Linked DNA regions of Homo sapiens: region 1 is linked to region 2. The links are chromatin loops, found by intact Hi-C in ENCODE. Cell type or tissue: PC-3. All regions are shown on one strand. Links, peaks and the distances in the headings refer to the core of each region. The heading gives the core; the rest is flanking DNA.

The links. A loop is a pair of places that touch in the nucleus more often than their neighbours do. Peaks named below come from ENCODE experiments on the same cell type or tissue, not always from the same donor. Only the 100,000 strongest peaks of a DNase experiment are listed, where the experiment ranks them.
Region 1: it touches region 2 in a loop (2.4-fold over the local background); 1 of 110 quality-filtered maps calls a loop at or near these places.

Annotation. Positions count from the first base shown.
Region 1 is chr3:171,959,001-171,963,403 of GRCh38, forward strand. It overlaps LOC105374217 (a long non-coding RNA gene), which reads left to right. Exons shown (of 4, transcript XR_924718.4): 3 at 487-588. Among named protein-coding and RNA genes, the nearest start is that of TMEM212-AS1, 60 kb to the left of the region's middle. RefSeq lists an enhancer at 1,546-2,046. In PC-3, for the core only: no CTCF peak of the experiment used is centred there; a DNase peak (open chromatin) is centred at 2,111; H3K27ac peaks cover 1,685 bases.
Region 2 is chr3:172,302,141-172,306,543 of GRCh38, forward strand. All of the region lies in intron 9 of FNDC3B (fibronectin type III domain containing 3B), which reads left to right. Among named protein-coding and RNA genes, the nearest start is that of GHSR, 140 kb to the right of the region's middle. RefSeq lists an enhancer at 3,439-3,733. In PC-3, for the core only: a CTCF peak has its summit at 1,979 (motif pointing right); a DNase peak (open chromatin) is centred at 3,631; H3K27ac peaks cover 1,009 bases.

The DNA of each region.
Region 1 (4,403 bases), core at 241-4,240, 340 kb before region 2:
GTGTTAGCCGGGCTGGTCTCAAACTCCTAACCTCAAGTGATCTGCCCGCCTTAGCCTCGCAAAGTACTAGGAGGATTACAGGCATGAGCCACCGCACCTGGCCTAAACTCACTCTAATGGAATACACATCACAATGCAGATTTTAAACAAGCACAGGAGGGATTTAGGGATGGCTGGCAGCTGAATGTGTCTCAAGATTAGTTTACAAGGCACTTACAGTGGAGGGGTCAGTCCAGGAAGGGAGCCTGTGTTGTGTACCCCATGTAACGTGCTGGAAGCCCACAACAGTTTGTAACAGCTACACTGTCAGGTCCTTAGGACAAACGACTCATAAGTATCAAGAAATGAGAGAGATTAGGCTAGAGCCAGTTTCTTAAGAATCTTGTGTGCTAGACTAAGTAATTTAGGCTTTGTCTTATGGGTAATAAAGGCCCAAAGTTGGTTTTAAGGAAAGAGAGTGACAGGAATTGTATTTCTTTTTCATAGGAGATAGAGATTGCATCTGACTGGGACTAAGCAACCCTCGGAAGCACCAAACCTCACCTCCCTTCTCAACACCTGACTCCGGCCTAGGGCCTTCCCACTGAGGTAACTGATGTCAGATGACACCCCCAAAACCCAACCAGGCTCCAGATTACACCCTAGGGCTTCCCAGAAGAGCAGGGCTCCTGAGTGCGAGCTGGAAAACTAGTTTACCTGTGGGAAAATCCAGCTCCAGTACCACAGAGAAAAGCCCCTGACAAATTGCTGAGAGTCAGCAGGAGGGAGGACCTGACATTTCAGAAAACACTTTTCCTCTCTCTTTGTCCTTCCCGGTGTGTGTCGTTAATTGCGAGGCTGTCTCCATAGCAAAGTCCAAAAAGCACCTTGGCATGTGTGTGGGAGTGTTATCTGGCAGAGCTGTGTCAAGCCATAGGTACATTTTGAGTTTGATACCCAAGTAAACTTTCCGTGGTTCATGCCGCCCTCCCCAAAGGTTAAAAGTAATAAGACCGTCTTTGTGCCTTCGCGGTCTGACTTTTCACAGGCTATTATGAAGAGGGTTGGGTGGGGGTAGAATGTATCCATATAATTTGCATGTTAATGTTTGTTCTATAAATATCCACTGAGAAAGGAAAAAACCACACTTCAAAATATGCTTCAAGAGAACATTTCAGTTTTTATGATCCAAGTGCCAAGAAGTAAGAAAAAAAGAAATCAACTCATTTTTCATTAATTTATTACAAGTTTCAGATATCGATAGTTATATTCAGAGTTTCAGTTACAACATCATAATTACATGCTTTTAAAACTCTGAATACAATAAGGAAGTTCAAGAAGAGATTCCTTTAACAGTTTCTATTTCTTCCCTTCCTTCCCTCAACAAACACGTCTCAACCACTTGAGTTAGCTGCAGGCTCACCAGGCCCCAGACTGTGCAGGATTCTAGGGCTGCTCAACATGGAGCACCTCACCTGCAGGAGCCTAAATAAAGTTGGCAAGTGCCCATCAATCCTTTTCATAAGAAAAGCAAAGGGAGGCCGGGTGCAGTGGCTCACGCCTGTAATCCCATCACTTTAGGAGGCCGAGGCAGGCAGATCACGAGGTCAGGAGTTTGAGACCAGCCTGGTCAAAATGGCAAAACACCATCTCTACTAAAAATACAAAAATTAGCCGGGCATGGTGACGGGCGCCTGTAATCCCAGCTACTTGGGAGGCTGAGGCAGGAGAATCTCTTGAACCGGGGAGGCAGAGGTTGCAGTGAGCCGAGATCGTGCCGCTGCACTCCAGGCTGGCCGACAAGAGCAAGACTCTGTCTCAAAAAAAAAAGAAAGAAAGAAAAGAAAGAGAAAGGAAGGAAGGAAGGAAAGAAGAGAAAAGGGAACCATATTGCAGTGACCACATTCATCAGGAATATTCGGGGATCCGTGGATCAGGATATGAAGCTTTTCTCCTAAAGGGGACAACAGAAAATTCGTCTTGAGGAAAATAGTGTGGGGAGTAGGAGTTTGGCTTCTGTCCTCTAAAACTTGCCTGAGAGGGTGGACCTCATGGGCGTTTCCACAGGGTGGCTTATGGGGCTTTGCTGTTACCTGCTGAATCACCCTCCCACATCCTGGCCTGCCTGCCTGTTCCCCGCCGGGAGTGTCTGCCGGTGACCACACTTACTCAGGGAAAGATGAAGTCACCACCTGCATGAGTTTCAGGATGGCCAGAGAATGGCCCCTTCAGATAGACTGGAGCCACCCTGGGGAGGTAGGGAGGCTACCTTTTTCTGTGTACTTAACCTAACCATTTGGGAAAATCCTGAATATGACTTGGAAGTTCTTCACAGCTTTCTTCACAATTTCCATTCCCTTAATGTCTTGTGAAAAGAGAACTTCATGTTTCTCTCTATATTAAACGTGTGTGTGTGTGTGTGTGTGTGTGTGTGTGTGTGTGTGTGTGTTTGCGCACACTGGGGTAGGGGAGTTAACCCCTAAGCTTTAAAAATAACAACAATAAAAATTACAGTGAGAGTGAAAGCTACTGGGAAGCATAGGTTAGAAAATCTGGATTCTGGGTTCAGTGTTGACCTTGTGTGACCTGGAAAACACCAGTTGACCTCTGTGAGATGCTTTTCTTCATGGGGATGTGGCATCAGTCTATGGGGACATGCATAGTTGGTATGCATAATGAAAAGGAGAAAGGTGACCTAAAACATTTTTTGGTAGCAAATACAGAAATGAACTGGGGGAAAGCAGAGACTGGGAGGAAAGGGGAATCAGGACATGGCTTGAAGAAGAGTGTGCACAATAAAAAGAACCATCAGCACAGAATCAAAGGTAGAATGATGCCCAACACAGTTTTGTCCCAGCTTGATCCAGAACAAGAATAAACAGTCTTCTGCTGCTGCTAGATCAAAGCATCAGAAGAAAACACTGCAATTTCGGCCTAATGCAGTGGTTCATGCCTGTAATCCCAGCACTTTGGGAGGCCGAGGCGGGCGAATCACCTGAGGTTGGGAGTTCGTGACCAGCCTGACCAACATGGTGAAACTCCGTGCCTACTAAAAATACAAAAATTAGCCAGGCGTGGTGGTGCGTGCCTGTAATCCCAGCTACTCGGGAGGCTAAGGCAGCAGAATCACTTAAACCCGGGAGGCGGAGGTTGCAGTGAGTCCAGATTGCGCCACTGCACTCCAGCCTGGGTGACACAGTGAGACTCCATCTCAAAAAAAAAAAAAAAGACAAGAAAAAAGAAAAAACAGTACTTTGGAATAGAAAATGATTTGTTGGAATGAACATATCCAGCAGGATGACATGGTAACATCTTTTTAAAGGCCGTATTGACACAGAATCACTCAAGCAAGTTGACTCTTCCATTCTGGCAGATTCATTTGGAGAGAATGCATGTCAATCCAATGCCTACACTAACTCACAGGGTCCTTTTAACTAAAGATATTTATGTATGTTGGATTTTCAACCCAAGAAGCATGCAGAAGTGATGAGCTTGCTTTTCTTTCTGCCTGTTTCAGAGCAACGTGCGTTACTGTCCTTACCCAGGGTTCTGAGTAACGTGCACATGTCAAAGTCAACAGTGACAGATAATTCAAATCAATAAACGTTGATTATACACCTGTTAGATTTTACGCATCACATTGGAGATACAAAAATAAGTAAGATATGGGCCCTGCTCTCAGAAAGAGGCAGATGTGTAAACAGATAAATTACAATGCAGCACCCTAAATGCCATGACACACCATGATCGGAGCAGGAAGGAGGAGAAAGTGATTAACTCCTCCTGAGAGGGCTTCACAGGGGTGACAAAAGGTGGATAGAGGGAGGGAAAATTGTATTAAACAGATTCTTGAATTATTTATAGAAGTGTTGTTTTGAAAAATGTGGGGAGGGGAGCATTTCAGCGTCAAATAATTTAAGCGGGTTCTTTACTGCAAGATTACTATTTACTTTCATTTGTTACTACTTAGATCATGTGCACATATGTATCTACAGATGTAAACGTATCTTACAATTATCACACTAACGATATAAGGTGTTTTACAACCACCTTTCTACAGATTAAGGCAATAGAGGTGCGGAGAGATTAAGAAACACACCTAAGACACACTAATAAGTGATAGAGGTGAACCAGGAGCTACTCAGTAACATAATAATTAGGGCTTGTGTGTTTCGGTAAAAATAAAAATAAAAAAATGCAAGAACAGAGAATGACAATGGTTCTCCTAGCAGTGAAGTTGTGACTTGAATCCTCTCATTTCACAGAGGGAAAGAGAAAATCAATAGAAAAGAATATCTTTGGGCTGGGCACAGTGGCTCATGCCTGTAATCCTAGCACTATGGGAGGCCAAGGTGAGTGGATCACCTGAGGTCAGGTGTTCGAGACCAGCCTGGCCAACATGGCGAAACTTCATCTCTACTAAA
Region 2 (4,403 bases), core at 124-4,123:
ATTGATTGCTTGATATCTTCATATAATGCTTTTTCTCATTTTCAACTCCCCCGGCCCATGCCCGCCCCCATATTAGTATTATTGCATGAGTTCACCCATCAGACACACAAACCTTCTTCTTTTTCAATAGCAGTCTCAGTCATGAAGCCCTGTCATTTAACTGCCTGGTAGTTGCCTTCAGTTACTAGGCCAGAACAGCTCTTTCCACCAACTCACTGTTACTGGGAATATATTGAGACTAGTGGCATCCTTTAGACAGTGCTGTAGCTCACATGCCTGTGGCTGCTCCAGTTGGCATCTGACATGCCATTTGAGCCAGATTCCACATGGAAAATTATATTCCAAGACATTTCAGGTTTACAAAATGTTTCTTCTTTTCCACTTTTACTATGAGGTTTTGTGTATCATTCTTACACGTCTGTTCAGTCACTATTCTTTTTTTCTCCTAATCTCCTAGTGGTGATTGAGGAAGATAATACCCCTCTATGATGCATACATTGATTAGCAAAATTTAGGAAGACCTTTATTAAAATCACTTTCATATTTGTTACCCTATTCTTAACACAAATAAATTTTTTTGGTTTAATGTTCATACAATATTTCAAAGGAATCCATTTGTAATTGTCAAGATTATTCAGTGCTTCTGTAAAGGGCATTGTGTTATGTATTGTATAAAGCCACTAATAAAAAATCTCCTGTCTCTGTGTGTGTATGTGTGAGAGAGAGAGAGAGAGAGTGTGTGTGTGTGCATGTGTGTGAGAGTGTGTGTTTGTGTGTGCCTGAGAGAGAGAGACAGAGACAGAGAGACAAGAGATTGTGTGGAGAAATGAGAAAAATCCAATATGTAAATAAATTGCATTATATTTTAAATACTTATATATATATAAATATGTAATTTTACAAACATGAACATTTATACATATATACATTTATTTGTACAAATAAATATGTATACATACACAAATGTATGCTGTGTATGCATCTGCCAGAGAAGTATATTTGTCTTTTAATTGGTAGTTCTATAATTAATAATGGCATTACAATGACCATTTTACTGCGGGAGTCAACAATTTATATCTTTATCAGCGATAGGATAATCAGTAATTTGAGTGATGGAATGGATAGCAATTTCATGAAAATTTTGAAGCAGTTTTCTAGTCATCCGCCTAAACAATTTGGCAAACAAGTTGCCCAGAGATGATATCATATAATGACATTTCCCAGAAAAATTGTGCAATGAAACATTTCCAAAAATATGGTTGACAAGCACAGTGAAGGATTATAAAATACATGTTATTGACCAAAAACTGTGGCTCCTAGTATGTTACATCGTGCTAGAAAAAGTTGGAGGCATACTTCTGAAATTCTTGGAGCACCTGTTTCCTAAGCATTTAGCCAGGATTTAAGCTGAAACAAATGTGAAAACAAGATTAATTATATTGTTAGAAAAATGTTTTCTTTTCTTGGGATAAATGCAACAAAAACTGAACTGTTTGCTGACTTATTTAACCCAAGAAACTGACCGTACTCTACAGATACTCCTTTTACATGATGATATTTATGGAAAACTCATTGCCATTATGTGGAAAAAAAAAAAATTGCAGTATTCTTTTAAAATGTAGCATCATTAGCAGAGATTTTTCTTTTCTATAAAAGTTATTGGTAAAAATGTTGCTAGTCACTATAACAGTAAGTTGCTGTCCATTTACTGAACTACTATAATTGACAGATGTAATCAAGGGATACTTAAGTGTGGTGCCAATTTTTGTACTATATGCAGCATACTTACATTGCCATGCAAAATGGCTGACAAAATATTATGTGTGAAAAGCATTGACCCTTAGCATAACATTGTTTAAGATTAAAGGCAAGAAAAATAGCCAACTCCATCTGGCCCATACAACTGTCTGTTTTCAACAACCTCAAATTTCTAACCTGCATCAGGTTCTTTTACTTTTATCCTCACTGCCATCCTCCCAGCCTGGCCACCAGGAGTCTCCATCACTTACGACTCTCCAGCCTAGGAAGTATGGATTGCTGCCTCCAAGAATCCCACTAAAAATGAACAAAGAATTTACTGAGACCAAATTTACCTTTCCCCAGACAACTGACTGCATCCTGCTAGTACTTTGCAGGCTGTTTCCCTGCCTTCCTCCCTCTGCTCTATTATCCAGATGGATTTTTGGCGGTGGCTGTTTTTGGGAACATATAGGACCTGATCTGCCTGGGTATACTTCTGCATTTGTAGGCAAATGCCCAGTCATTGCAAACTGACATACTTACTGGGTGGAGGCAGAGAACCTAAACAGCTAAACTGGGTTGGGTAAGGGTCAGCTGAAAAGCAGTCTCAGTGCTGTGGAGACAGTAGGAATGATGGGGACTCTAGCGAACTCTGCAGCACCTGCTCCATCTAAAGCGGGGAGCTGCCCACAGATTTAGCTCATTACTACAGGGCAGGAAAGAGGGCCGAGTGAGGCCAGGTGCAGTGGCTCACGCCTGTAATCCCAGCACTTTGGGAGGCCAAGGTGGGTGGATCACCTGAGGTCAGGTGTTCAAGACCAGCCTGGCCAACGTGGTGAAACCCCCATCTCTACAAAAATACAAAAATCAGTCAGGCATGATGGCAAGTGCCTGTAATCCCAGCCACTCAGGGGGCCGAGGCAGGAGACTCACTTGAACCTGGGAGGCAGAGGTTGCAGTAAGCTGAGATCATGCCATTGCACCCCAGCCTAGGCGACAGAGCGAGACTTCATCTGAAAAAAAAAAAAAAAAAGCCAAGTGTTGCTAAAACCTTGAGTTTTTAAGAGAAGCCAGAAGTTTGGTTTTTAAAATGAGAGCGCTCCAGATATTTTTCAGTGAAGGCTTAATTTTTACTTTTTTATTTCAGAAAATGTTAGATATAGTCAGAAGTAGATAGTAGTTTAGATAGTAGTAGTTTAATGAACTCTCATCACTCAACTTCTGTTACCTCATTGTCCTCACTTACCTCTCCCCTGCCCTGATGATTTTGAAGTAAGGTTCAGACATCATATTATTTCACCTATAAACTATATTACCATCATCACACACACCTGAAATGTCTTCACAATCCCGGGACTGTTCCCATTTCCTCAGTTCTAAGAATGAAGATTTTGTTTCTTTAGTTTGTTGTAATTGGAATTCAAATGTGTGAATATGTGGTTTGGTTGATATGTCTTAAATATATTTTAATCCATTCATTTTTCCCTTTATCTTTTTCTCTTTCTTGCAACTTGTTTGTTAGATTAATTTGTTTGTCCTGTAGAGTCTTCCACAAGTATGAGTTTGGCTGACTGCATCCGTGTTGTGTTGCTTAATATTGTTCTCCTGTCCTCTATATTTCCCATAAAGCAATGAAGAGGTTTAATCAGATACAGGTTCAGTTTTTCTGCCAAGACAGTTTTGTAGGTAGTGACATAGTCCTTTATTAGGAATGCATGGTGTCTGGTTGTCTCTTTTTGTGATGGTCATTGCCTGTATCTTTTAATTCATAGGTGGCTCTAATACTTCAAAACATTATGTTTTTGCACACTGCCACCACACATACACATGTGTCTTGGGTCAGATGCAACCCATGAGTCACCTGTTGGAGAATTCTGTGTATCAAAGTTCAGGCTTGAGCCCTGCCCATGTCTGGAACATGTTGTGATTCATTTAAAGTAACTTACTCCCAGTGAGCCCATCCTGACACAGGGAAATGATCTTACCAGATCTACCATTTAGTTTTATATTATCACGTGCCTACTTACAGTGCGTGCAAAAAGGACCTTTTCCTTCATCAGGGGTTGGGTGGAGAGCATCCCAATGATAAGCATTATTTGTTTGGATCAAATTTCATGCTGTCCTCCCATAAGGCAAATAGATCAAATATGTAATATGTATGTATTTTTATCTTTTGAGGTACAAAGTAGACATATCTATTAGTGCCTTTGACGTATGGCCTCTATGAATTTTTCATGATGGACTTTGTGGAGAAATGACTTTGCAAATCACACACACACTTGGGACCTATCTTCCATAATGTTGTTATCTTTACCTGTTGTTTGTGTTCATTGGGTAGGGCTAAGGGAAGTGGATTGTGGTGTTTAGAGGAACATGATTGCAGGATGAACAAGGGGAATAGGCAATACCGTATATACTGGTTAGACTTCCAGGGATAAATACCATTGATCCAAATTTCTAACTGTGTGGCCTTGGGAAATGTACTTCATCTCTGTGTTTCCTTCTGTCTGCAATGGGTAATAAGATTTCCCTACCTCAGAGAGGGTGGCTATAAGAATTAAGGGCTCAATATCTATTTGCCAACTCTGTGAATAGTTTAATCCTTGCATCTGTTTTAGGCAGCAAAGTGTTCTTTGTTGTTGTTGTTTTTTAAGAGTACATTT